7 separate regions of the Mus musculus genome follow, and regions 1, 2, 3, 4, 6 and 7 are each linked to region 5. Evidence: chromatin loops called from intact Hi-C (ENCODE). Cell type or tissue: heart. All regions are shown on one strand.

Region 1 (4,000 bases), 120 kb before region 5:
ACGTCATCCTGGCTGGCCCCCAAACTTGCTGTGTAGCCAGGGATGACCTTGAACTACTTCTCCTCCTGCCGCCATTTCTCTGGCAAGCACCACCTTACCTTATGTGCATATGTGCGCTAGGGATGGAAACCAGGACTCTGACGGAGCTCTATTACCCAGCTCTGTAGGATCATTTTAGTGGGCTTTTTAAAAAGAAAGCTTTTACCAACATTCTGTGAAAGTGTAGCCACACCCTTCTCGAGGGCCCAGGCCAAGAAGGCTCTCCAGGGTCCTGGCAGGCACCACTGGGATGCCCATGAAGGTCACCAGAGGACACACTCAGAGACAGGAACAGCAGTGGGGACTGAGAACAAGAAGAGCGTGGACACTGGCTTCATATCTGCCTTCCCATCTGGAGGTCAAGTGTAAGCACAGTCAGTGGCAGGCTGCAGAGCCCCTAAAGATTGGAACCGTGCCATAGTTAGGGATCATGTCAAATCCATCATCTCCTAGTGGACACAACCAGAGGGAAGTATATCCACAGGTCTTTTTAGCCCATTCCAACTATAGCTTTATTTTCCTCTACATTGCCCGGTTGGGGTTGGGAGTGGTTTTGCAAGACTGGGTTTCCCTATGTAGCTGTCCTGGAGCTTGCTCTATAGCCCAGGCTGGCCTCAAACTCAGAGGTCAGCCTTCCTCGGCCTCCCAAGTGCTGGGATTGAAGATGCGTACCACTACTGCCTGGCAACGTTGCTGGTCTATTGCCTTGAGATTGGAGGCAGTGCCTCGATCCCTAAAGGGAGAAATCATACAGAGCCAGAATGATGACGATGCTGTCTCCCACCCTGCTACTGTTGCCCCAGGCCTAGGTATGAATCCTCAGTAAATGTATAAAGGCAACAGCCAGCCTCCATGATGGAGAACTGGCAGCGTGCATAGTGAAGCTCGTGGTTGTGTGTCCCTCTCTCTGTGGGTTCACACAGACCTTTTCCCATGGTCAGGAGCTGGCCAGCCTGGCTTCTGAGAACCCCATATGTTTTCTGCTGCTCTCTTCCCTGGGGCTGGGTGCTGTGACCAGGCTCTGTTTATAGAGCCTCCTCGCGCCTTGCTATTTATAGCTTCCTGCTTCACCCCTGAGCTGCCCCTCTGAGTGGCAAGCTACCCACCTCCTCTCCTGGCACTGTTCAGTCCTGGCAATTAACAGGCTAGCTTGGTTGCTAGAAAGGGCTCCCCCCACCCCGCTTTGTCATTGTGCTTTGTAGCCACTGCACTTCAGGTCACCAAGTGGCAGCCCCTTAGATTTCTTCCCTGTTTGGCATCCGAAAGTCTAAGCCAGGGCCAGCACACTGTCTCTAATGCTCAGTGAGTTTTAGAAAAGAGTCTGCCTGAGACGCTAGTGAGAACCCAGGAGCCCTGTGCCCCCTGCAGGGGTCGGACTGCAGTCCCGAGGGTCACCCCCTCTTGTTTCAGTTGTCTACTGCAATTTGCAGAGAGGCACAGTTAATTAAAGCCTTGGCTTCTAACAGTTCGTGCCCCTGGTGTCACTCAGTGTGTGGGATACATTCTGCAAGAAGGGCCATCGCGCGCAAAATGCCACTTCCAGAACAGCCAAGAGCATGGCTGTCTACTCATCTTACCTTCTGAAATCAAAATCTATCCACCTACTCCAGTCTCTCCCTAAAACGTGGTGGTGTAGACGGATCTCAGCTGCTCGCATCTCCTGAATCACCTGCCTAGTAGCTCCCTTGACAATCCTTATGAATCATCTTTAACCCCTGTGGAGAAACTAGGTCACCATAAGCCATCTCCAAAGGCTTATATAATCCTTGGTTGGAATTTTCCCAGAGACGGAACTCTCAATAATAAACAAAACAGCAGAATGGACCAAGAGGGGTGGGGAATGCTGTCTGGAACCGGGGTATATGTCCTTTATATAGGGCTCCACAGAAGAAAGACCACAGGAAACAGGTTGTGCCCTGCCTGCCCTGCCTGCCGTGACAGCCCTTCCCCAGCCTGCTTCCAAGCAAGCAGGTGGAAAGGGTGCCTTCAGGGGAGGAATGATGGCAGGAATGGCCTGCTGCTCTACTTATGGCCTCTCATAGTGTTAGCCAGGGCTGCCCTCCAATGGCAGAGCTGCAAGCTCCCTGCTGAGGTTAATTTTAGACCTTGCAAAGACTAAGGGAGATGCATATCAAAGAGCGAGGCAGGTGAAGTGCTGATGGCCAGCACAGTGTGCAGGAATGTTTGTTTTATGCCTCGGACCTTTCAGAACAGAAATGAGCTTTAGACCCTGGAAAGTGGCTCCGTCAGTAGTACTTGTGTGAGCACCTGAGTCCCAGACGTGGGGTTTGGGGTTAGGGAATACATGCCTGTAATTCTGGTGCTAGGGGGGCAGGGACAAGCAATCCCTAGCTCAATGGCCATCGAGTATGCACTGATCCATGCTGCTTCTCCCTGGCCAGGTGTGAGTGTCACAGTCTAGCTGATTTGAGAAGGCCTTGGAGACATTTAAGAAAACCAGTAAGTGCTGGGGAGTCTGGTGCTGAAGCCTGTGCAGTGGCTCCAGCAACCGTTCTCTTCTCCCGGGTTGCTGGGAGAAAAGATGGGAATGCTGTCGACCAGAAAGGGATGCTTAGACCTCTTCTACTGAGCACACAGAGTTAGAAGTTGCCTTCAAATGTGTATTTTCTTTAGTATTTGACTGAGCTGCCTCCTAACTCCATCTCAGAACGTGAGGTGATGGGTTGTGTTGGTCTTTGAATGTATTGATTTTTTTTTTTCAGGAGGTGCATAGTGAGAGAAGGGGTCTTAGTCAGGGTTTCCATTGCTGTAATGAAACACCACAAACAAAAAGCAAGTTGGGAAGAAGGGGTTTATTTGTCCAGGTCATAGTCCATCATTGGAGGAAGTCAGGTAGAAACTCAAGCTGGGCTAGAACCTGGAGGCAGGAGCTGATGCAGGGGCCATAGAGGGGTGCTGCTTACTGGCTTGCTTCATGTGGCTTGCTCAGCCTGCTTTCTTATAGAGCTCCAGGACCAACAGCCCAAGGATGGCGCCACCTACCATGGGCTTGGGCCTCCCCCATTGATCATTAATTAAGACAATGCCTTACAGCTGGATCTCATGGAGGCATTTCCTCAACTGAGGCTCCTTCCTCTCTGATGACTCTAGCTTGTGTCAAGTTGACACACAAAACCAGCCAGTACAGAAGGGAAAGAAAGATGCTAATTTTAGGCTAAGGGCAGGCGACTGGGCTCATATTCCTGCCTAGTGTTCAGTGGAAAAGGAGACGGCTCTCAATGCCTTTTTCCACAGAGCCATTGTGAACTGGCTGTGCCAGTTTCCAGAGACCTCATTCCTGACACTTGCGGGTGGGGACAGAAAGGAGAAGAGATGGAGGCACACTTAAGTGTCACAGCTGGCTCTTGGCAGCCAGTGAGCGGGCACATGCATGCTCACCATCTCAGTCTGGAGTGTGCTGCCAGTGAGGAAAACCAAGAAATGGCAGGGACTGGAGGCCAGACTCAGCAGCTCCCCTGAGAAGGAGGGCTGGGTTCAGAGGGTGAGCCACCTTACGTAAACGTTCCCAGGCAGTTTCAAATCTCAGGCACACATCTGCTACTGCTGCCAGGTTGCTTTGAAATGAATACAGCACATTAATTGGGAAGATGTGTATGTAGGGTTAGGGCTAGCTACCAAAGGCATAGTAGACTGGAAAGAATTGAATTTCCCCCATTAAACCGTGTGCCTTAGAGATAATTCACTGGAGTTTCTGGAGAGGTGATGTGGGCTGCTTGAAGGATAATGGGAGCAGAGTTGACATTAAAGCACACATCACCAGCCCCTAGGCTAAGCAGTTTTCATAGCCTTCCTTATGTAATCCTCAGAACAACCCTACAAGGTGTGTTTGTGCCACCTGACTAGGGTGGGATACCCAGTGTTATCTGATGCCATGCTACACAGAGCCCTTCTTAGACTCTGCACAGTGGGTCAGGAGTATCTCCAAAGCCTGGCCTCCAAT
Region 2 (4,000 bases), 760 kb before region 5:
GTATCCAGGCAGGCATGGGGAAGGCAGAGCTGAGAGTTCTATGTCTTCATCCAAAGGCTGCTAGTGGAAGACTGACTTCCAGGCAACTGGGGTGAAAGTCTTAAGCCCACACCCACAGAGGCACACCTACTCCAACCAGGTCACACCAATTCCAACAAGGCCACACCTCCAAATGGTGCCACTCGCTGGTCCAAGAATACACAAACCATCACAGCGTCGATTCAGACTTGCCCTCCATTCACTCCACTACCCTAAAGCCCAAGGTATCATCACGGCTGTGCTGAGGTGCTAATCACTGCCACTCTAAGGCTGGCCGTGGAGACGGCATGTTAGGCTGTCTGCTCTCTAAGGCCTTCTCCTGCACACTCTCAGACTCTTCCCCTATGGCATTTCCTCTTAGATCTCTGTCTCTCTCCTTGTAGCAACTCTGTCCCAACGCACACTCTCCTCTTAGATCTGGATAGCCCAATCTTTCATGCCTCCAGCTATTAAGAAAGTATCCTTCTCAAACCAGAATTCCTTGGAGTCCTGCTCCCTCCCGCACCATAAGAAGTATAGTGTGTGATTGGAGATGGCCCCTGTCCATCCACATTCACTGATCTCACGGAGCTGAGCACTGGAAAGGTGGTTAAGGGCCAGTGTGCCGAGAAGGTGGAGGCTTTAACTTGCTGAGTAAGGCAGGACTTGGCACTGTTAACACCAAGACCTTAGATGCATTATGGTCAGGAGATGTGTGTAATGAAAAGGTAATGACTCCTGTCTGTGTTCATAGGAATAAGATGTCTATTCTGCTGCAACCTGTTTTTACCTCGTCTCCTTCCCAGTGACAGAGAAAAGCTCCGTTTCTTGTGACATAGACCCTGTTCTCGTTATTCCACTTCTCTGCAGGCAGGTGGAAGGACGCGTCAGTCCTCTGCATGTCCCTGTGCTCTGACAGCCCAGCATGTTGATGTCACCTGTCACTTTGCTTTCTGGACGTACAGTCCTTTTATACAAACACATTATACCCCCAATCATGGCCTCTAAAACTCAGAGTCTGAATTTTATTCCTCAGACTAGAGAAGGCTTACATTATCCCTTTTTTTGTTAAAGGCCACTTCATCCTTTTAAGCCCTTGGTTTTAGGCATTTCGGTCCTTGGGAAAATGAATGTATGGTAGAGTGAGCATGAACCTTGCTTTCTTTGCTAACCCTGGGACCAGCCTTACAGTCAGGTAACCCGGCATTCTTACTGTTTTCTCCTTCGCTGTCCCTGGGTTTATTGCCGTTTCTAATTTGAGCTCCCTATGATAGCCAGACACCAGACTGCTTCATTTTCAAGAGGATTTCTCTGCATACACTGACCCTGAAGCTTAGAACTGTGAACCACAAAAAGATATACATAATGGAACTTTCAAAGAAAAAAAAATGTTGATAGTTTTATTCGATTTTTTTGAATACTTATTCACCCCTGTGGTGAAAGCTGATTACCCTCCTAGGAAGCAGCTTTTCACAAAGTAGGGGGGAAAAATCACCTTTTCAGTCTCTTTCTATATGGCATATCTGTATCACACATATTAAGTAGTTTGGGAAGCAAAAATAAATACATATCTTCATTATAGAACATGAAAAGCGTTCTTTTTTTTTTTTCCTGAGGATAGATAACAAAACGGAAGGACGTATTTTCCAGTTGTGTAGAAAATGCCCAGACTTACATTATCAGGAAGGATTTGTAAAAAGCATTGGAGTTTATGATGGTCTGGATCGTAAATGTTCTTCAAAGACTGTGTATTGACAGCTGGGTCGCCAACCTGTGACACTCCTGGGTGGGGGTCGGGGTGGTGCTTTAAAAGGTAGGGCCCAGTCCAAGGAAATTAGCTGTGTCCTTGAAGGGGACACTGGGGCACTTGTGTCTCCTTTTTATATATCTGACACTGTCAAAGGGACAGTTTCTCCCATCCTGGACTCCAGCCATGGTGACAGGACCCAGGGGTCACTGACTGAGCTCTCTGAAACCAGAGGCAAAGAGCAGCTCTGCCTCTCCTGGATTCTTTGCCTTTTATTTTTCACCATGGCAGGAAGCTGACAGTAGCTAAGCCGTGAGCCTCAGGCTGGCGGGCGTCCTGTGAGGCCACTCCCAGCGACACTCTGAACAGGGGAATGTGGGCACTGGCTTGTTATTTAAAAAGTCTGCAGAACACCGGTAAAGACCAGGTACACTGACAGATTGCCCACACCTCTGTAAGACCTGTTAGTGAACACAACTAAACAGCCAGACCCTATAATTGGTGGTGCCACTGGTGGTGTGGCCCTGATTTGCAACTCCAGTGGCGTGTATGTAGGTAACTATAAGTGGAGCAGTGTACACAGAGAACTCAACATTGTGTTTCAATTTAGAATTTTCTAGAATACACTCGTTAGCTCCCAGGCAGACACAGATAATGCATTGGATATGAGATTTGGCCTAAATGGAATTTTTGAGAGTCTGTGAAGCAGTAATTTCGGTTTGACTCTTGTGACAGCAGGTGGAGCTAGAAGTAAGAATTCTATTTCTAGGCCATTTAAAAGGCAGCAAAATCTGCAACCCTTACATCAGTGTATTTGTTGCAAAGCTTTAGAATAGTAAATTATTAAGTATTAGCTTTGGAGAGCAATTGTGGTATTGCAGAAGGAAAGCCGTGCTAAATGAAAATGTAGTCTCCAGAAAAAGGGCTTGTGTTTGGTTGTGTGTGGCCCTGGTAGACAACCTGAGGGCATGCTGTGGACCATGTATTTACATGGTTTAATGTGTACCCAGTGCCTCTGATCTCCACTGAGCTGAAAATATGAGGTATATGACTCTGGGGGAAAATAGTATGAAAAAACATGATTATTCATAATAGAGTTATTTGTGTTATTAGATTGTTTTTTTTTTCATTTAAGTGGTAGCAAACATACAATTTAAATATTTTTCCTATTTTAAAAAAACCTAAAGAACATTTGTTTTCTATACTATGATGACCTGCATACTGTATAACTCCAAGTGTGGATGTGTTATCTGAATATGTAATTAAACCGACAACAGCATTCATATGCTCCCTTTTCTTATGCATCACCCATTGAACCATACAGCTACACTCTGCCTCGCATCTCTCTGAGTGAGCTGCCATGATCAGAGCAGATCTTAGCCATTGCTTTCCTTCTCACCGAATGCTTTTTTTTTTTCCCCTAAAGCAATGGTTTATTTTACTGGCTCTGTAAATGAAAAGTAATTTGCTTTTTGCCATTACTTTTTGGAGTTAAAGATGATTCAAAACACACACACCTTAAATTTTTTTATTATTTATTTATGTTTATATCCTGACCAGAGTTTCCCCTCCCTTCTCTCCTCTCAGTATCCCCCTCCCTCATCCACTCCTCCTCCATTTCCCTTCAGAAAGGGGCAGGCCCTCACGGTTATCAGCAGCCATGGCATATGAAGTTGTAGTAAGACTAGGCACCTCCGCTCCTGTCAAGACTGGGTGGGGCAGTAGGAGGAAAGGGGCCCAAAGGCAGGCAACAAAGTCAGAGACAGCCCCTGCTCCCATTGTTAGGAGTCCCACAAGAACACCAAGCTACACAACTTTAACTTATATACAGAGGGCCTTGGTCAGTCCCATGCAGGCTCCATGGTAGGTAGGTCTTCTCTGTAAGCCCCTCTGAGCTCAGGAGAGTTGATTTTGTTGACTTTCTTGTAGTATCTTTCCTCCCTTGCTTCCGCAGGATTCCCTAAGCTCTGCCTAATGTTTGGCTGCGGATCTCTGCATCTGTTTCCATCAGTTGCTGGGTGAAGACTCTGATGACAACTGGGCAAGATGCCAGTCTCTGAGAATTGTTGTTCTTGTTCTTGTTCTTGTGCTCCTCCACCTCCTCCTCCTCCTCCTCCTCCTCTTCTTTCTCCTCTTTCTTCCTCTCCTCTCCCCCTTCCCCCCCCCCTTTTTGCCAGGCATGATTGGTTCTAGCTTAGGTCTCTGAGCTATCCAGCCATGGGTCCTTGCCCTCTA
Region 3 (4,000 bases), 870 kb before region 5:
GGATGCCCGCCCTGGTGGCTTCCTCGTAGTGGCGGAGGAAACCTCGCAGCTCTTCACGGCTCAGGTTGTGGCCCCGGCTGAAGTTGGCCAGGCGCTCTTCCCAGCGCTGCTTGGCCTGCAACTCCTGCGCTAGCTCCAGCGCGGAGAAGACTGCGGCGCCGCCCAGCAGGTAGAGCAGGATGAGCCCAGCGAGCAGCAGGAAGCGCGCGTTGTCCTCGTTCAGGTGGCCGGGGCTGCAGCCGCAACCGCGGCCAGCCATGGCACTGGAGGACAGCTCCGCGAGGGTTGCTGCCCGCGGACTTGTGCCCACGCCCCGGGGAGGATGTGCTCTGCCGACCTTAGCCTGCTCTGCGTGCGGGCTCGCCCATGCCCGCCGCGCGTTCCCCAAGGCGGCGTGGATCTCCCGGCCGCCGCCGCCTCCTCGGTGGTTCCTGTGTAGCCAGCTCCCCACGTCCGCCTGGACTCGTGGTTTCGAATCCGCTTTGTCGTCGCCGCCTCCCTGTCCTCTCTGGAGTTCTCCTTAAGGCTGAAGACCAGAGGGTCGGGACACAGAATCTGCTTCGACTTGGTGCGAGGGTGCGGGCGACCCGGGTTCACCCGAGCTCCTAATTCGGCTCAGATTGGGGAGGGGGCGTGGCGTGCCTTCAAGGCAAACTCCCTAGAACTTGAACTCCTCTTGAAGAAAAAAAAGGTCGTGGGTCCAGAGAGAATCGGCGGGTAAGCTTCACATCAAGGTCCGGGTTCCTCGGAGCATTGCTTTCCAAGCTGTGATGGCTGGGATACGGGCTGTTCTCTGTCTTCGGTGCCTCTCCAGGTGGATCTGTGTTGCGTATTAGTGACAATGTTCTGCCGAGAGCCTCTATCCACCAGAATAACCAGGGCTCAGAGGTCGGAACGGGTTTGGGGCAGACGCACGGACGCAGGGACAGTGCGAAGAGGCAGATCAGCCGGCTCGGATCTCTGCTGGGCACACAGGCTCCACGGCAGCACGAGGGCGGACCGCTGTGGGGAGGAGAACAGAGGGGGAGGTTGGAACAGTGAAGGAAGTTAGAAGCATCCTCCCAGGGAGCCTTCCTTGACTTCCCCCATACCAGATCGCCCTTGGCCTCTAGGGCCTGCACCGGGCGTTCTCTGTCCACACGTGCCGGCCCTGCCAGCCCATCTCCCGGAGAACCGGCCAAGGACAGCGGCCAGAAGAGTTCCATCTCTTTCACCCGGTTTTGATCGCCTCGGCTCTGTAGTTCTTGCGCAGTCAGTGGCGCTGAGCTGAGAACTCCAAGCTACAACATGTAAGCCGGCAACAAGGTTCTTTTGTGAACCGCTGGGGCGCCCACCCAGAGACCCCCAACTTGCCATGAGCTCTGGAGCCGCCGTCGCCTTCGCGTCTCACCTTCCCAAACGCACCTGCTCTGTGGAACAGGTTCAGGATGGTTCCTGGCTTCCCTTCTCAAGTGGCCTTGCCCTGCCCAGTGGGGCTGAGAGCAGAAGTCCGTGCCCAGAGCTGCCTTCTCTGTGGAGTGCTCAAAAACTGCAACAGGTGGAGCTCTGCAGCTGCCAACCGAGGCGACTCCACCCGGTACCCGCCCCTTGGCCTCAGGGCCAGTCTCCTGCTCAGGTCTCCTCCGCTGGCGCTCGCCTGGACCTCTAAACAGCGATGCTTCTACCAGGGAGTGCAGATCCCTGGAGTGGTTGCTTAACAGATAGGTCGAGAGCCTCGATGGTCTGCGTGGGTTCCTCTCAGGCCAGAAGAGGGCGCTGCGTGCCCTCCAGACACACCTGGTTCCCAGCAGTTTAGCCACAGGGGATCGAATATAGCTGTGTGAAGGAATGGATTCATAGCCACCCACGGTCTAAACAGAATTTCTCCGCCTTTAGAGAGAGAGAGAGTGGTCCCAGGAGACCCACCCACGATACTAGCCAGAAACAGAACTAGAAAAGCTTGCAGTTCTGTTGAATAGATGCAAATGATTTTGGTGAGAGTAACTAACAGACCGTTTATCTTGCATTGTGTCTCCTGGGGAGGAAGAACTTTAGAGGGTATTGAGTTCACACCCAGGGTGAGTAACCCAATTACCTTTACTAGTTTAAGAAACATCTCAAGTACATCAAAATCGAATGACGTTTACAATGACACAACACACCACCACCTAGATTCTACAAGTGACAGTTTACCAGGCTTGCTTATATTTACCCATTCCTTTCTAGTCACCAACCCACTCAGGATGCACTTTGAATGGTTGTAGACACCCACACACTTTCACCCCATCTCCAGCCAGTATTGGCCATTATTAAGAGCTCTATCCTCGGATTTTTGCTTTTGTGGTAAAATTTGCATGCAATGACATGTCATTGTACCATTAGGTGAGTCCTGATAACTTTGGGAGCCAAACAATGGTGGCCTCCCTCCCTTATCATCTAAAAGCCACCAAAGGATTAAAGCTCCCACAAATATCTTCCCAGTAAATCCCCACCCACATTCCTGCAGAGGTAGCCACTATTCTGATTTCTTTTTCCACCATGGAATATTTCTCCTTTATAGAACTTGGTTTTGTTTATTCAGGTCTCTGTATTCATAAGAACCAGTTATGTGTCTTGTGTAAAGTGTGTTCCTGAAGTGTACCGACTGACATCATTTCAAACTAGCTTTTTCTAACCCACAACAATGCAGTGTCCACATCCTATAGACTGTTGACAGAGCCAGCCATTTTATTTTTAAGCCTTCTGTATACAGGCACATAAACTTATCTCCTTGGGGTTTTGTGTTCTCTGGACACCTTGTATATTGGACTTTTGTAAATGGTTGGACTATTTTGCCCACTTAAAAGCTTGGTTTTGGAGCTGGGGAGATGGCCAAGTCAGTAATGTGCTCATCACAGTGTGAGGACCAGAGTTCAGCTCCCCAACACACATACAGAAGGATGAGCATAGCTGTGGACTTTTGACATCCTACTCCTCCTGAGCAGGTAGGGCCAAGTGGAGCTGGCTAGCCACAGTTCCGTAGCCAAGTCAGTGAACTCTCGGTTCAGTGAGAGCCCCTCTGGTTTCCACATGCACACATGTGCACACACATACAACATGCACACACACACACACACACACACACACACACACACACACACACACACAATGGTCCCTGTTATTGAAGGGCAGTGTTTTATATAATCTAGACTACCAGTCCTTTCTTAGGTGTGTATTTTGCAACTATTATTACCATTATTTTTCTTCTTCTCTGGAATACCTACTTGTTTTAAAAAAGTTTCCTGACAAAGTTTTCAGTTTTGTTAAAGACCAGTTTTCCAGTCTGTAATGATTGATATACTTTGTGCATTATATTATTGCTTTCAAGGTTGCATATGTTCTTTGTCTCTCCCCTACTTTTGTATGGTTGGTCTGTGTGGTATAGAGTTTATTTATTATGCATGTGAGACAAAGTTCACCTTGTCCAAAAATATACTCACTTTTTCTAATGGCAATTATTGAGAAGGAAAGTAAGAATACATTTATTTCAGGAATCTTTTCTTTTGACCGTTATCTATTGATCTAGTTGTTATGCCCATTAAAAATATTTAAATGAATTTTTATAGCTCTTGAAGTCAAGAAATGCAAAGTCTCCAACTTAGCTCTTCTTTTTTCGATATTTCTTTGGATGTAATGAATTGTTTCCGTTTTAAAAAATCAAAGAACTGTGGTTTTTAAGACAGACATTTTAAACATAGGCACAGAAAAAGTCTGTTATCTTGATTAGGACTACGTTAAATCTGTTTTGGGAAGAAGTGATATTTTGATAATTCATGAATGAATCTATCTCTTCATATATGTAGCTCCCCCTTGTTGTTATAGTGCAGGGATCTTGCACATCTTTTATGAATCTAACATAAAGGTTTGTTCTCCAGATGGTATTGAGCATAGAAATTCAAATGTTTTATCTTTTCATGTTTACTATTGTATCCCATAGACTAGCTGCACTCATTCATTAGCTTCAATAGTCTTTAGAGTTTCT
Region 4 (4,000 bases), 750 kb before region 5:
ACCTCAGTTGCAGTACGGTCAACACTGGGGCTTCTTATTTTCTACCTTGCTTCATTCGCTGTTCTTTCCCCCATCTTGTTTGAAACCTGCTGCTAGAGGAAGAACAACCTTGGAATTAAATCCTCTGAAGACTCGCTGTGAAGCCCTTTGTGCATGATCTGCCCCTTGGCTTCTGCCCGTGTAACTGTTGAGCCTACTGATGGCTCATTGAAGACTTGGATATCCCCTGTCCCCAAGACAACCGCAGGTAACACAGAGCAGCTGTGTCATGTTCTCACTGTTTAAGGTGTCCCCCAAATTGTCCCCTCATTACTCTCTGCTACCCCATCATCTGTGGCACTTAGAATCATACACCCTCCACACATGTTACTGGTGGCCAGGCATGCGTCCTGCTGCTTCCCATCATCCTTTCTTGTCTGCATCCTGTATCTTCCACATCTTCCATCGCATTCCTCTTAGCACTAATGGTCCCCAGGAATGTGACCACTTGTCTTTCCTTATTTTCACCTGTGCCCGCTGTTGGCTCTGATCTCTACTGCAGGCCCTAAGCTGTTCAGTGGACCCTGGTACAGCTGCCTACGTGGGTTTTTTTTGTCAGTCTGAGGGCTGAGTTTACTGTCCATTTGCCTTCATTCTGTAGTACCTCTACTTCTTTCCCCAAACACAACGCAACACACATCGTATGATCAATTAACTTGTGTAAATTTGTATGTGTGTGTGTGTATCTGTGTCCTAGTGTGAACTCTCCTATCATCTTCCTGGATCCTTTTGCACAAATCCTCAGTAGCCTGCCTTGACCGCACTGTGGGATCACACTCATATCCTGACTATAATCTATTTTAACAAAGTTTAGATTAGTCAAGCCAGACATCTTCTGCACTTAGTTCATGGCTCTGAGCCTGGGTAGTTGGAGAATACTTTCTTTTCCCAAGCACAGCCTGATGTGCTGTCCCTCAGGTCACGCCATACCCCACTGATGTCCAGAAGGACTTGAGCTCAGCTGTCTTCAGTTCCCTGTTACAGCATTGTTGTTGACCCATCCTGTTCCTATGGTTACACTCTTCTGCCAAGATGCAGTATTCTTGGTGTAACACTGTGCCAGGTCAACCCTTTGTATGGCTTATTCTCTGATGGTTACAGACCCTTCCCACTATTGAACATGGCAGTGGTCCTGACTTCTGCCTTGTGGAGAACATCTTAGATTCTGCTTAGGTTCCTTGGCTTTACCTCCTCTTCATCGCCAGTCTTTTCTGTGTGCCTCTTGTTTTTAAGAGAGACAAGTACTATCTCTTGTCTCTCCTCCTTTCCTCATTTTTCACCAATTCTTTTTCTCTGTGCTGGCCTGATTCTCCATCCATTCTGTTGGAAGACATTTCTTCAGCGCCCATTCCCTCTCCTGTTTATAACTTCTCTGGTGGTGTGAATATGCTGGCCTAGGGAGTGGCACTGTTTAGAGGTGTGGCCTTGTTGAAGTAGGTGTGTCACTGTGGGCGTGGGCTTTAAGATTCTCATCCTAGCTGCCTGGGAGCCAGTCTTCTAGCAGCCTTCAGATGAAGATATAGAACTCTCATGTCCTCCTGCACCATGCCTGCCTGGACAGTGCCATGCTCCTGCATTGATGATAATGGACTGAACCTCTGACCTGTAAGCCAGCCCCAATTAAATGTTGTCCTTGGAAGAGTTGCCTTGGTGTCTGTTCACAGCAGTAAAACTCTAAGACCGCCTCTTTCCCTGCTACAGAGCCACCCAGCTCCCCCAGCCTAGAAAGCTGCTCTCCCTTTTTTCTTTCCAGTTCTCTCTGTCCTTTCTGGGGTTATCATCAACTTCCATGGCATTCACCCTAGGAGCTCTGCTTTTTATTTTCTGTCCTCTCCAGCTTTCTTAGCACCATGTGGCACCATTGTCGGTGACCACAGTTCAATTTCATTCAACACTATATTAACTTCTGAGTCCTTATGACAGTTTTTCACATCAACTATAGTATCTGCCCATTTTCTAGTTCAAGCCAAACTACTTAGTTCTCAATTCCTTTATCTTTTGGTTAAAGGAAATAAAAGTCATAGGAAACTGATAGATAATCTAGACATTTTATTTTATATATCATATTGTTCTTCCCTTAATGGTCAAATGTTTTATTATATCTCAAAAATATAGCTCCTGACTTAGGAATACCAATCTGATAGTAATGGGGGAATAGACTAAACTCACAGTTCAAATGTCTACAACACCAATAGACATGTTAATACATAGTGGGGAGTCTCACAGGGTCCTACCCCTAGGTAAAGAGCTATAGGCAACTAGTGGCTACTAAGATGGGGAAAATTAGTCTCTCCCAGGGATGAGTCCCATAATTGGTTAGGTAATATAAAATGGTCAGCCTTAGATCATATACACACAAGTAGACTAAATGGACTCAGCAGGATATGTGTGCATATTTGTGTATGTGTATGGATATTATGTAGTATGTATATGTGTACATGTATATACATATGTGTGTATGTAACAATTACAATGAAAGAAAAAAGAGACTGTCAATTGAAAGGGGAACATGAGAATTGGAGAAAAGGGAAAGGGGAAAGCGATATCATTATATTTTAATAAAAAGTTTTTAAAGAAATTTAAAACTCTACTGCCCCATGTTCAGTCCAGCCTTATTCACAATAGCCAAGATATGAAACAACTTCTGTACCCATCAATGGGTAGATGGATAAAAGTGATTATGGTATGTAGCTGTATATACATACCTTTAGCCATATATACACATGCATACACATATAAGGCAAAATATTATAAACACTATTTGCCACCATTTGAAGAACATTAAACCAAAGGAAATAAGCCAGGAAAAGAGGGACAGATTTTACATAGAGTCTTTCACCTGTGGAATCTAAACATCATAAGATTGATAGAAACGATAGAATTGGCAGCTGCCAGAGTCCAAGCAGTGGGTGAACGGGGTGGGATTCTTGGTTAAAAGAACTACTTGTAATTCTAAAGTGAATGCATCCTAGTGATCTAATGTGTCACATGATCTCTGTAATTAAAAAATAAACTGTATTTTTACCACAGTTCCTAAGTATTCTTAAAGCATACACAAACACAAAGGAAATGTATCAGATGATGAGTATATTAAGTAGCTTGATTGTGGAAATCATTACACAGGGGATACATCAAGGCATCATATTTTATACTGCAAATATACAATTTTTGATGTTATACCTCAAAATAAGTCTATCTATACAAACTTAAGTATTATTCAAGAGTCATGCTACAGGATATATAAAAATGAAAGCAAAGCTTACAAAATACTTTTCTTTTTAAAGTTTTAAAAGATTTTTAAATTTTTTAATTATTTTTTAAAATTGTATGTATATGGTTATTTTGCCTACATACATGTCCATTCGGCACATGCATGGCTGGTACCTGTGGAGCCATAGAGAAGGTTAGCACAATGCTTTTCTTAAATATCTTACTTAAGATCCTTATGGCCCACTCACACCTTCAGATAGAAGCCCTGTCTTGGAGAGGACACACCAGCACTCATTGAGGAAGAGGGAAGGCAGAGGAAGCAGCTCGAACAGGCTCCCTCCTTGAATGTATCCCGTCTCGCTGGAGAAGGCAGCTAGTGAGCATGTAAGTGAATGAAGAAATGATATGAGCAAGAAGACAAAGAGGAAGTTTACTTGTTCAGAGTTTATGTGCCAAAGTCATCTGTTAAGTTGGAGAGAGCAGCTTTGGTTTTATATTTCCCTATTACTAATTGTCTTATTCATTTATTTCCTTTGATTGTGTGTTAGGGGATGTCATGTGTATGTTTGTGTGGGCCCATTAATGTGTGTGTGTTTGTGTGTGATGTATGGGTGCATGAATGTGAATGTGTAATGTGTGGGTACATGATGTGTGTGTGTGTGTGTGTGTGTGTGTTTGTGATGTGTGGGTACATGATGTGTGTGTGTGATGTGTGGGTGCATGAATGTGAGTGTGTGATGTGTGGGTGCAT
Region 5 (4,000 bases):
GTTCAGAAAGCATAGGAACGGGGTGGTTCTGCCATCAGCTGCCCACCCCGGGCTCAGCCTGCTGTTTTAGGAACAGTGTATCCGACAATTTCTATCCAACTGTGTGCATTAGTGGAGTCTAAGGTCCTTTCCATGCCATTGCCCAGGAAGCCCCGGTGGGTTTCCTTTCACCAAAGCCACTGACTTCATAGTAGTTTCAGGAGAGGTCAGCACCACAACTGCAGAAAGAGACCCTCCGTACAAAAGAAGGAAATCCCTCTGCGTAGCCACAAGACCTTCCGGCCAGGCGACCATCTTCACTGTGGATTTTGGAGGTGCCAGTTTTGATTTTCCACAATACGTTCTTTTACCTAAAAATCATTACATCTGATCTAATACAGTACCAAGCATAGAGACCCTAAGATGTCTATATTTAACATTGCATTCAGTTATGTATCTCGACCTGTGGATTTGGGGGTTACCCTTAACCTTCTTGTTACTAAGATTTCATTCCCCCAACTCTCATTTCCAACCTGGTCTGTGATTTACATTTGTATATGTTTTCTCTAATGATAATTCTGGAGGGTCACTCACAGTCAAAAATCAAACTTTATCTGGAGGGAAACACAAGGCTGGTTGGGATCAGCTGAGATAGAAAAGAGGCCACCCTCCTCCCCCAACTTCTGCAGGGCCCCTCATCCAAGACATTCTCTTTGCTGCCAATTGCCTTCTCCAAGCGAGAAAGAATAAACTAATTTTATACCTATTCAGTCCAATAACGCTCATTGTCCTACCTCCACCTCCAGTGATAAGAGGCAGGAACAGTTCATTTTCCATTGCTAAGCAACCGCAAAAACAGTGCGCCCCGCCTGTGCCCGACCGCCCCGGCTGATAGGGATCGCTGTCTAAAGTTCGTGTTTGCATTCTGAAGTCAACAGTAATTGTAGTTCCCTATTAGTCTTCATTAGGATAGTTTATGGCTGGCCTAACTCCAGTCTCCACTCAGTAGCTTGAATGTACTGTCTTCCTAGGGGAAGAAATATTTGGCAGAAAAAAAAAAAAAAACCTTGTGCGGATTTCCTCCGCTCATTTCCCTTCGGTAGGCCAGGAAAGTACGGTCCACACCCGTAGTTCCCTAGCCTGGGACAACAAGGCCACTGTTGAAGGCATTGGAGGAAACGGGTGGGAAGAAGGCCGTGTACTCCTGGGCTGGCTTCCGTCTACTCTACGGAAAAAGTAGGTCAGTGGTGCACAGGTCCGTTTGGTAAAAGAGCTCTTGCATTTGGGGGCCAAACGCACAGCCCTTCTTTCCAGAGCAAAGGTATGTAGGGCCTTTTTCCATAGACCCGAGTCTCCTGGCTGGCTGACTCAGGACTGGGTGAAACACTGGCCTTACTGTAGAGGTTCAGTCTCAGCCAGCTTGAAAGAGCCGCTCTGGGCCACCAGCTTCCATGTGTTGACTCACCTCGAGGCTGCCAGCCTGCCAGCCTAGTTGCCAGCTTAGTCCGGGAGCAACCCAGGCCCTCACATAACTTGCCCTTTTAGCCCCAGCTCAGAGTTCCAAGGCTGATGGGGGGTGTGGGGTGTGGACAAATATAGAAAACCGCTTCGAGCAATTAGTGAGGATATTACCCTCCTTCTTAGACCCCATCCTCAAACATCCGTTTACTCTCAGCACTTTTCAGAGACAGTGTGGCTCCTGACATCCCTCCTCTACCCCATTCCTTAGAATCGCTGAGGATTTGTTAGGGCCATTCTGGAAAACAAGCCTGCTTGCGCCCCCTAGTGTACACGCGAATCAAAGCATTATAAATTGAGTACCGAGAGCTTGTCTCCTCCAACAGACTGGGGCAGCCCCAGTCTTGAGGCCTAGGGCAGGGACTAGAAACCATCCCTAAATCTTGTCCTCCACCCCACTCTCACCCAGGCCTGCTCTTCTTGAGTCCTTCCTTAAAGTTACTTCCGCATGAAATCTAAATCAAGTCGTTGAAACACCTCACGCTTACGGAAGGCAAGGAGAATCTTTGCCTAGTGGCGGACAGTGCAGAAGCCCAGTGGCTGTGAACTGACACCGGAGTTCAAGTCCCTTTGTTTTGCTACAGTTTTTAAGTTGTGCCATCGGCTCTCTTGGGTACCAGACACCCTGGGATGATGACTCCTTAACAGAAAAAAAAAAATCCTGGAAGGAGAAACTGAATTGAACAGCATGTTTCTTGGATCCTGATCATCTTGAACTTCTGTCTCTCCCTGTCTTCTTCTGTCACCAGAAGGAGACGGGAGAGAGCCCAAGAAAACACAGAGAATCTGTTGCCAGAATCTAAGGCAGGAACACTGAGGCCTGAGGAGGTTACCAGGAGCCATGCAGACACTAAGAAAACCAGAAAACCACCTTCTGGGGTAAAGAGGAAGGTTGCCTACCAGAAAGCTTAGTCCTCAACCAAAGACTTACTTAGACACTCTTCCTAGGTTGGCTCACTTGATGGAAGTCGAGGTGGGCTGGCAAATGCATTTCGTGTCCTGCGCATGAAGTCTGAAGTGTAGAGAGTGTTCCTGAAGGATCAGTTTGAGAAGTATCGTGATTGATTAATAATGTCTGCTGTGAGCATAGAACATATGAATGCTGGTATACATAGAGACTAGGTAAGGAAGTAAGAGCGAGCGTGCTTTGTATACATAGTATGCCATAGTATCCACCAGGGGTGTTATTAGTGGGATTAAATTGATTCCTAAATTGTCTGGAGTCTAGAGAACTAATTGCCACCATTCCCGTCCTTACTCTAAAGTGCCCCATCACTGCCCGATCAGAAGGCTGATGTGGGAGAAAAACAAATGGCGGTGAGAATATTGTTTGAGTTTCCCCACTCCTAGGATACAGAGTTACGACTCCACAGAGGTATTAACCGAATGTGTCTGCATGCCCAGAGAGCTAGCAAGTGCTCTGAGCATGTGGAGAAAGGGTGGGACTGTCCAAAAAGCTTCCAAGTTTGCGCCCTTGTGAGTTACTCAATCCAGAAGATCTCACCGGAGAACAAGGTCATTGCCTGCACATCATAAACACAAGACAAGGAAGAGGAAGAGGTGGCTCCAGGGTAGAGTGCTCACCAACCCCCGACCCTGTAGACTTTCATACAGCCAAAGGTCCTAGGGTAGGTATTGAAGGGCTGGCTCGTCTCTAAGACTGTGTACCATATCCGGAGGACACCCACAGGTGGCCACAAAGTACTTGGATCTCAGTGTGTTGCCCTACAAGATGCACCCAGAACCTTTGTCCTTTTCTTCTCTGTCATTGCTTCCATTTAAGTCTTAGCCAGGGTCACCTCTTCCTGGAGGTAGAGGCGTATAGCACTGGCCCCTGCAGTAGTCAGGGGCTGAGACAGGGTCTCACTATGTGTAGCCAGGCTGCCTTGGAATTCATTATGTAAGGCAGGCAAACTTCAAACCCATGGCAGTGTTCCTGCCCAAGTGCTGGAATTCTGAGCATGAGCCCCCACAATTTGCTGTCCTAGCCTCTTGACAGTGCCCCCATCGGCTTTATCCCTCCAGGCTACCTGTGCTCTGGAGTCCCCTCTCCAAGCATCAGTCAATGGCATGACCTTTTTGAACACAGGACCCTAGCATCACATGCTCCTCTCTCTATAGACTCCCCCCTCTTCTCCCAAATCCTCACAGAGCACCCTTGGTTTCTCTCCCCACTCCCATTCCCCTTGTCTTGTATAGCTGCAATAGCTCTTCAGAGAAAATACTTCTGCTCCAGGCCCTTCTTTCCTGAATTTCTCTTTCCCTTTCTGTTTGGCTGACATCCTCTCTCTGCTTGGATGGTAGCATCTTTAGGGAACTCACAGAGCACCTTAGGCTGTCCTTAAGGCACCTATCACCATCGGAACCAAGTATCTGTAAAATGATTTGCACATCAGCTATTCTCTGCTAGCCTGGAAGGCTCAAGAGAGGCCCGGAACGTTATTTGTCACCGTGTCTTAAGGACCATCTAAAGCTCTCGCACACTTCCTAGCACAGAACGGAT
Region 6 (4,000 bases), 450 kb before region 5:
AGATAAAAGTAGGCTATGGAGACAGCAGAGAGAAGGAGTAACTGGGCAAGGCTGGAACGCATGTAAGAAGCCGGAGATGGTCCTGTGTATCTGCAATCCCAGCACTCCTGTTGTGAGATGGGAAAGGGGTGGGGGGATGACACTTCACATGGCAAGCCTGGACCATGTGGCTCAGCAGAAATCAGAGAGGCCTAGCCTCAATGAGGTAGAAAGACAGAATCAGCCTCTGAGAGTTGTCTGCTGGCCTCCACGTGTGTGTGCACACAATACACACACACACACACACACACACAGAGAGAGAGAGAGAGAGAGAGAGGGAGAGAGAGAGAGAGAGAGAAGAGCTAGGTACCGTTCCCATCTTTTAGGAGCCCCGTACTTCCTTTCCCTTTATTGACTTTAGGTTTTGCTTAAGCAGGCAGACCTTCTACCTCCAGGCCAGAGTTTAGCAAATCTACAACCAAGGCGCTCGCCAGCTCTGAAGGAGTCCCAGGGCTGCAGGACATCTCAGCTTGACTGGACCCCGGCTGCTGGCCTCAGTGTCCCCCAAGTTAACGCATTAATCCCTTTGTTGTTAGGCTCCCCGTTGCCAGTGCTTCATTTTTATGTTCTGTTGCTTAGAAAACGACAGTGACATATGGACGGAAGTTAAATTGTTGGAATCATATTCTGTTTTCTTTTCGCTGAGTGGTTTTCTTTCTCCCATGCCATGTACTATGGATGGGAAAGTCCCCTGACATTGCTGTAACTCTGATCTATTATCCACCTGCTAGGATGTAAACACTGTGCATGTGGCAAATCGCTTTATATGCCAATAAAGCCTGTGTTTTGGAAAAATGTCGGACTGTTTGTATCCAAAACATTGTTTGGAATCAAGTTCTCTAAAACAGGCAAATTAAGAATAGGAAGTGATATCCTGAATAGCATCATTAAAATTCCAGGAAAGGACAGACATCTTGCAAATGCAAGATGTGGTGAGGCTATAATTAGGCAGCAACCACACCACTGGTCTGCTTGAGAATACTGCTTCTCCTTAGACTCTGTTCCTGTCTGACCAAGAAGAGTCACTGTAAGGATGATCCAACAGGCAGGGCTAGCCTTCTCAAAGGCTACTACACCAGGCCCTTCACTACTGTGGCTTTTTCTTTTATAAAATAGGGGATAGAATTTTGTACAAAAGAGCAGAGTATAGCATTTTAAAATAAACTAGAGGAAGAGAAGGAGGCATACGGCTTGTCATATAGAGCTTGTCAGGTTTTTTTCTCCACTCCAAAACTTCCCAGACATGTATTAGTATACACACACACACACAAAATCTGTCTTATTTACTAAATCTCAGGGCATCAATGACATACAGGACCTGACAGACTGACATCATAGTGAGTTCCATCTTGCTGATGCCGTGAGGTACTGAGTGTCCCTGCCCCAGTGAGCATTTGTTCCTTTCTCTCTTTAGCATCAAATAGCACAAAGGAAAGAGTCAAGAACTAATAATTTTCCTATGGGCACCGTGGTCTTTAAGTGTGTATTTTTAGCAGAGGGCGTCCTTTGTTGTGGTTAGGTTGACCAAACATTCTGCTTTGTTTGTGGTGCTTCTGGTCTGTGCCCGCAGACGCAGTGAGGTCCCCACTGATGTCTATTTTTATCTCCCATCAGCGTCCTCATTTGCATGATAAGTTTTGCTCACCTAGCTAGCTCGCTCGCTCGCTCGCGTGGGCTGTCAGTGTGTCTAACATTAGCAGATGTAGTTTGTTCAGGTCTCCTCTTCTGCAGAGAAAAGTTGCTTACAATCAAAAAGAAGAAACAAAACAAAACCGGAGTCCTGGAGATCCATCAAGGCATTGAGGAACAAGGTTGAAGGTGAAAACCCACAGAAGGGAAGCTGAGCCTCTGGGCCTGTTTCCTGTTACTAGTGTGACTTTGTTAACCAATATCCATAATTCATATATCCAGAGGGCTAAAATGTAAGACAAACAATTGACCTTTTGGAATACTTGCTGCGGTTAAATCCCAGGAGAGCATGCTTTCTGGGGTGATAGAAACGACCTAAGATTGGATTCAGAGAAGGCTATGATGGTATGATTGGATTCATGAAAACCATTAAATGAATCCTTGTAGTTGGTGACTTTAATGGCGTGTAAATGGCTTCTTGTACTCCAAGGAAGTGTTTTCGGAGGCGAAATGGATGGATTCAATAAAGGGGATGCCAGTGAAGAGAGAATTGGTGACTTAGAAGATGGAGCAGAAGGAAATAAAGCCCAAGGCTGGAGTGTACTTCTGTGGGGCCCTGGAGTCTGTCCTCAGTGCCAAAGTAATAATGAGATAGCAACAAGAACAGTGACACCGGGAGGTGGCAGCACAGACAATAAACAAGATCATGAAGACATAAAATGTGGTAGGAATACCCCACAGATATGTAACTGTATATTCATCAAGAGAGAGAAAATGAGACAGAAGAGGTGTTTGTGGGGGGCAGTGTTTCAGGTTTTGTTGTTTCTGTTCTATTTTGTTTTGTTTTGTTTTGTTTTGAAGCAAGCTCTCCCACCGTAGCCCTGGCTGGCCTAGAATTCTCTATGTACAACAAGCTGGACTGAATTCACAGAGGTCCACCTGTTTCTGCCTCCCGAATGCCAGGATTAAATGCACGTGCCCCCATGCCCAGCTTCAAGTTTCTGTAACCCTTATTTATTTACTGTGGGTGTATGTGTGCGTAGGGAGGGGCACATGCTGTGACTGTGTGTGAAGGTCAGAGGGCACTTTATGAGATTTGGCTTTCTCCTTAAACCATGTGGGCCCTTGGGATTGAACTAAAGTTGTCAGGCTTGGCAATGTGCAACTTGACCTGCTGAGCCATCTCACAGGCCCAGAGAATGTTGGGGAAGCCCTAAGATATGGAACAGTGTACATACATATATACATATATATGTGCTCGTGCACACATACTCTAGCATTGTACAATTCTGAAAACAAACAGTAGTTAGAGTTAGGACCAGCAACTATTTGCCTTAATGGAGCCACCATGAGACTGACAGCAGAGTGTCTTAATGGAAACAATAAGGATCAGGTGGAAGTGGAACTTTTTGTGTGTCATTGCTGAAGGAAAACAACTGTTTGTCAGGTTCAGCATCTAAGACTCTTCAAGATTGAAAAACCAGTGGTTTTAAAGGGTGGCCGGGCTAACTTGCACTAAAGACAACTCCTTCAAGGGTACCTGTAGGATAGAAGGAATGTTGTTCCCGATGAGTGCTCGGATCTGCAGGAAGCAGGGAAGACCCACAGAAACAACAATTCGTTCAATGTAAGTAAATATTGACTAGATAAATAATGGTAATTGAGCCCCACGGAGCTTAACATAGACAGGGAGTAGACAAATGGCCAAGGAAGAGTGTAAGCAAAGAAGCTAATAAAGTGAAAGTTGTCCCGAGTTCCTCGTGGTGAAGGGCTAGTTTGTATTAACCATTGCTAAGTTAAGGATGCATATTTTAAACTCTGGGTAATCATTAAAAGAATGATGAACAAATGTATAAACAATAAGCTGAGGGAGATAAAATAGAATAATGAAGAATAATTAGATAATTCAAAAGGAACAGGAATGGAGTAGGGGATAAAAATCTTTAAACAATATATATATATATATATCCAAAACCAAATGTGCCAGAGATTATATTAAGCAAAAGTAGACCAAATGGAAAGCCAGGAGATTATTGAATTGGACTTAAATTGGTACTCTGAATCCTGTGACTTATGGGGACAGAGAGGGCCGGGCATAAAGTATATGGTATCATGAATCACACAAAATAACCCAAAAGACAGTCTATACAGCTATATGATATAAAAGACAGTCTATACAGCTGTATGATATAAAAGAAAATGGGTTCCTGGTTATGGCACCTGCAGAGATGAGATGTCTATAATAAAAGGATCCAATTCACTTCTTAAATGTGCACACACATTGAGCTCTAAGACCTACCGGGATAATTAGAGGTATCCATAGAGTTAGAAG
Region 7 (4,000 bases), 53 kb before region 5:
CAATGTACATCAAATAAAAATAAATAAAAAGAAACAAAACAAACTAACAAAGAAAAGCACAGCGTGCATCACTGGCACCAGGCACAGGGATTGGTCCAGACCTCTGGTCTTTGCTGAGGCAAGGCTGAGAGGTGATGCCTTAAAGTGCCTGCGCTCTGTCTCTCCTGGTTCATACAGTTAACAGGTCCTTTCCTGTTCCTGGAGGGGAGGATGGAGGGGGTTGTTATGCAGACACAAGGGTGGGAGCAACTGCTACAAAGGAGGATGCATTCTGTCCCAGAGACCCAGCAGCGCTGTCCCTCAACCATGACCTCCCGTGATCACAGCCTCAGAGAAGGGCTGGCTCTGTTTATTGGACCACCATTTGAGAGGCTGATCTTTTCAGGTGCATGAAGAACGCTGTGGTGTCTGCCTTGGGAAGGGCAGTCATAGATTATCCAGCTAGCTCTGTCGATGCCAAGGAATAACTGCAACAGGGTCCTTGTCTAATAGCCCTGGCCCCTGGAAGGGTTCTGTGAGCACTTGGCAAGGCCACCCCCCTATATCAGCTCTGGAGTCCTGGTTATCCTCCGCTCTGAGGAACGCCAGTAGAAAGGTAAACATGGACAGAGTGAGCAGAGAGTGCAGCCGATCACGTAGGAAGACAGAAGCAGAGACATTATTTTTCTTAAAAAATGGCCATCTATATTTTTCTGTTGTTTTTTTTTCAGTCAAATCTGCCAAAATTAGTAAAGTCTGTCTGTGTGTGATGCAAGTTAAAAAAAAAAAAGCAATTGCAGAAAAGCCAATGCAGGGTCATTCCACATGTACAGAAAGTGTGTGTGTGTAATATAAGTCACACAAGGAATCACACACACACACACACACACACACCCCAGTGTGTGAAAACATGGGGAAGATTCCTATTAGTAAGGCCCCAGACCTTACCGGCAGAAGCCTGCCCACCTTTGGGGTAATGTTAATAGGAAACTCACCAGTTCCCCTCTTTCCCCTTCCGTGGCTGAGGAGCTCTGAGGTGGGCCTTTATTCTTATTTTAATGACCGCAGCCTCAGCTACTCCAATGTTTCTCAACTTTTGCAGCCACTGAAACTCACTTGAAGAGATTTTAAAAAGACCCAGTTACCCACACAGCATCCCAGACTATGTCAGGATTTGTGGGACAGACAGACTCCGACAGTCTGTCCGCCACCGTTGCAGCCTATGCATCAGGTGTTCTCTTGGTTTTCCTGTTTGCTTGTGTTTAAAAACCACCTATTTTTATTTACACGTACCTTGGATGTGATTTGTATTTACATGCGGATCCTTCTATTTGATATTATTTATTCTTGTGAGGTGCCTCAAGTCCTCTTGGAACAAGGAATGATGTGTAGAGCGATAACCTTCTGTCTAGCTACAGGACATTCACAATGTGGCTGCCTGATTTCACCTGGGAGGACTGAGTCTACCTTCAGTGACTGGAAGATCCCCTATCTGAGTGGAGAATTCCAGTTCTGGATGAAGTCACTTCCAGGAACACATCTTGCTATTTTTGTCTTGATCATGTGAGTGAAACTCGACCTGCTGAATAAAAGGTCTGTGCTGGCCTCTGAGGAAGACAGATCTGACCCTTCTAGTTGAGAATGATGGGAACCAAAGTCAGTTCCTGGAGTGGACACCAGGTGGCGCCAGTCCCAGGGTAAGGGGAGGTGCGCTTGCACTTCCTTTTACCAGAAAGCCATCATTTGAATGTGTACCCTTTAATTTAGCCTCTGGCGCTCTTTAATCTCCCATTGGCTGTGTATAAGTGCAACTAGAGCAGGTGACCAGAAGGCTGGGTCTTGTTTGAAGCCCCAGGTAGAAAGTCAACTCTTAGTGGAACAGAGAGGAAGAGTCGGATCAGCAAAGCCTTGCTTGACTGGAGGAGAGCAGGGCACCGCCGGGACTGTGATGCACAGTGCCAAGAGAGCATTTGAGGGCTTGAGCACTGGAGATGGGGTGAGTGAGCAATCTGAAGGGAGATGATGCCTCCAACGGATAAGCTTATCTGCTTTGAGGTTTTGAGCAAAGATAACAACCTTCACCTGGTTCAAGTAGAACCTTTAAATTTAGTACCATTGCACTCATGTGGACCAGGTAAGGACATGCTGGCTAACAGCAAACATTATTTAGAGAAGTCAGGTGTCATGCTAACACGTGCACCATGTTTTCGGTTCTTTTCTGTTGCTATAACAAAACACCCTAACAAAAAGCACCCTAGAGGAGAAAGCGTTTACTTTAGTGTACAGGTTCTGTTATAATCCACTGTTGCAGAAAAGTCCCGGCAAGAAGGAGCTTGAGATAGCTGGGTCACATCACGTTCACAGTTGCAAGTAGAGAGAGAATGGTTTCCTGCACGCTTAGCGCTCAGTTAGCATTCTATACGCTTGTGTAATTCAGGGGCCGCTGCCTAGGGAATGGTGTCACCCAAAGTGGGCTGGGTTGTGGTGGTTTGCATGAGATGTTCCCCATAGCTTTAAGCATTGGAACTCTTGGTCTCCGGTTGGTGGCACTCTTTAGCTAGGTTTAAGAGGTGTGCCCTTGCAGGAGAAAGTATGTCACAAGGGTCAGACTTTGAGGTTTCAAGACTGGCACCATTCCCAGGTCTGCTCTCTCTGTTTCCTGCTTGCGGTTCCAGTTGTGAACCTTTAGCTTCCTGATCCTGCCCCCGTACTTCCACTCTGCCACCAGGGACTCGGGAAACATAAGCCAAAGTAACCTTTTCTTCTCTAAGTTGCCTTTGTCATAATATTGTATCACAGCAATAGAAAGATGACGAATACGAGGGTTCTTCCCACATCAAATGACAATCAAGCAAGGTGCCCCTCCCAAGAGATGCTCACAGCCAACCTGATCCCTTGAGACTCTCTTCCCAAGCCATTCCAGGCTCTATCAAGCTGACAATTAAAACTGACCCTCCCAGTTCTCTACGTAGATTGTAGTTCAGGTCCGAGAGCCCCACCTCTGATTAGGAGTGCCTCCTGCCTCCTACTCCTGTGAAGAGTAACTCCCATTTGGCGTCCTGCTTTGGTTAAGTCCTAGGCACAAGTTCCCAGAGGAACCTAAATGAATCACACTGGTGCTGTAGAAGCTTCTGGAATCTGTGCAGCTGATATTAGCTAGCTCACTGCCCAGGCAACCATACAATAGAACTTAAAAATAGCATTTTCTATAATTGCCTGAGTCTCTGGGTGTTTAGTAACCATGTCTGGCAGCCTATACCCTAGACAGACTGGCTGTGGGGAAAGCCATTGTTAAAATAAAATCATTAGCTTAATAGGCCTGATGAAAAGGTTGGCAAGCAAGCCACAGCAGCAGCGGTCGCCATCTTGGTCCGGGACCCGCCGAACTTAGGAAATTAGTCTGAACAGGTGAGAGGGTGCGCCAGAGAACCTGACAGCTTCTGGAACAGGCGGAAGCACAGAGGCGCTGAGGCAGCACCCTGCGTGGGCCGGGGACAGCCGGCCACCTTCCGGACCAGAGGACAGGTGCCCACCCGGCTGGGGAGGCGGCCTAAGCCACAGCAGCAGCGGTCGCCATCTTGGTCCGGGACCCGCCGAACTTAGGAAATTAGTCTGAACAGGTGAGAGGGTGCGCCAGAGAACCTGACAGCTTCTGGAACAGGCGGAAGCACAGAGGCGCTGAGGCAGCACCCTGCGTGGGCCGGGGACAGCCGGCCACCTTCCGGACCAGAGGACAGGTGCCCACCCGGCTGGGGAGGCGGCCTAAGCCACAGCAGCAGCGGTCGCCATCTTGGTCCGGGACCCGCCGAACTTAGGAAATTAGTCTGAACAGGTGAAAGGGTGCGCCAGAGAACCTGACAGCTTCTGGAACAGGCAGAAGCACAGAGGCGCTGAGGCAGCACCCTGTGTGGGCCGGGGACAGCCGGCCACCTTCCGGACCAGAGGACAGGTGCCCGCCCGGCTGGGGAGGCGACCTAAGCCACAGCAGCAGCGGTCGCCATCTTGGTCCCGGGACTCCAAG

What was found. Peaks named below come from ENCODE experiments on the same cell type or tissue, not always from the same donor. Only the 100,000 strongest peaks of a DNase experiment are listed, where the experiment ranks them.
Region 1: it touches region 5 in a loop (2.3-fold over the local background); 3 of 42 quality-filtered maps call a loop at or near these places.
Region 2: a loop joins it to region 5, with 5 times the contacts of the local background. A loop is called at or near these places in 14 of 42 quality-filtered maps.
Region 3: it touches region 5 in a loop (2.5-fold over the local background); 23 of 42 quality-filtered maps call a loop at or near these places.
Region 4: it touches region 5 in a loop (3-fold over the local background); 30 of 42 quality-filtered maps call a loop at or near these places.
Region 6: it touches region 5 in a loop (3-fold over the local background); 5 of 42 quality-filtered maps call a loop at or near these places.
Region 7: it touches region 5 in a loop (3-fold over the local background); 15 of 42 quality-filtered maps call a loop at or near these places.

Annotation. Positions count from the first base shown.
Region 1 is chr12:99,213,740-99,217,739 of GRCm38, reverse strand. All of the region lies in intron 4 of Foxn3 (forkhead box N3), which reads left to right. Among named protein-coding and RNA genes, the nearest start is that of 4930474N09Rik, 53 kb to the right of the region's middle. In heart, a CTCF peak has its summit at 2,103; DNase peaks (open chromatin) are centred at 1,089 and 3,439; H3K4me3 peaks cover 702 bases; H3K27ac peaks cover 3,503 bases.
Region 2 is chr12:99,859,689-99,863,688 of GRCm38, reverse strand. All of the region lies in intron 3 of Efcab11 (EF-hand calcium binding domain 11), which reads left to right. Among named protein-coding and RNA genes, the nearest start is that of Efcab11, 22 kb to the left of the region's middle. In heart, a CTCF peak has its summit at 2,496 (motif pointing right); no DNase peak of the experiment used is centred here; H3K27ac peaks cover 543 bases.
Region 3 is chr12:99,962,206-99,966,205 of GRCm38, reverse strand. Kcnk13 (potassium channel, subfamily K, member 13) reads right to left here and starts at 1,707. Exons shown (of 3, transcript NM_146037.2): 1 at 1,405-1,707; 2 at 1-1,002. The coding sequence starts at 259. In heart, a CTCF peak has its summit at 1,749 (motif pointing right); DNase peaks (open chromatin) are centred at 525, 965 and 1,735; H3K4me3 peaks cover 1,906 bases; H3K27ac peaks cover 308 bases; H3K27me3 peaks cover 3,081 bases.
Region 4 is chr12:99,840,422-99,844,421 of GRCm38, reverse strand. The region is part of intron 5 of Efcab11 (EF-hand calcium binding domain 11); the gene reads left to right. Among named protein-coding and RNA genes, the nearest start is that of Efcab11, 41 kb to the left of the region's middle. In heart, no CTCF peak of the experiment used is centred here; no DNase peak of the experiment used is centred here.
Region 5 is chr12:99,094,852-99,098,851 of GRCm38, reverse strand. No RefSeq gene overlaps it. Among named protein-coding and RNA genes, the nearest start is that of 4930474N09Rik, 66 kb to the left of the region's middle. In heart, a CTCF peak has its summit at 1,763 (motif pointing left); DNase peaks (open chromatin) are centred at 1,141, 1,471 and 1,751; H3K27ac peaks cover 549 bases.
Region 6 is chr12:99,542,337-99,546,336 of GRCm38, reverse strand. It overlaps a transcript of Foxn3 not described here. Among named protein-coding and RNA genes, the nearest start is that of Gm26839, 20 kb to the left of the region's middle. In heart, a CTCF peak has its summit at 2,338 (motif pointing right); a DNase peak (open chromatin) is centred at 766; H3K4me3 peaks cover 506 bases; H3K27ac peaks cover 470 bases.
Region 7 is chr12:99,147,983-99,151,982 of GRCm38, reverse strand. No RefSeq gene overlaps it. Among named protein-coding and RNA genes, the nearest start is that of 4930474N09Rik, 13 kb to the left of the region's middle. In heart, a CTCF peak has its summit at 1,652 (motif pointing right); no DNase peak of the experiment used is centred here.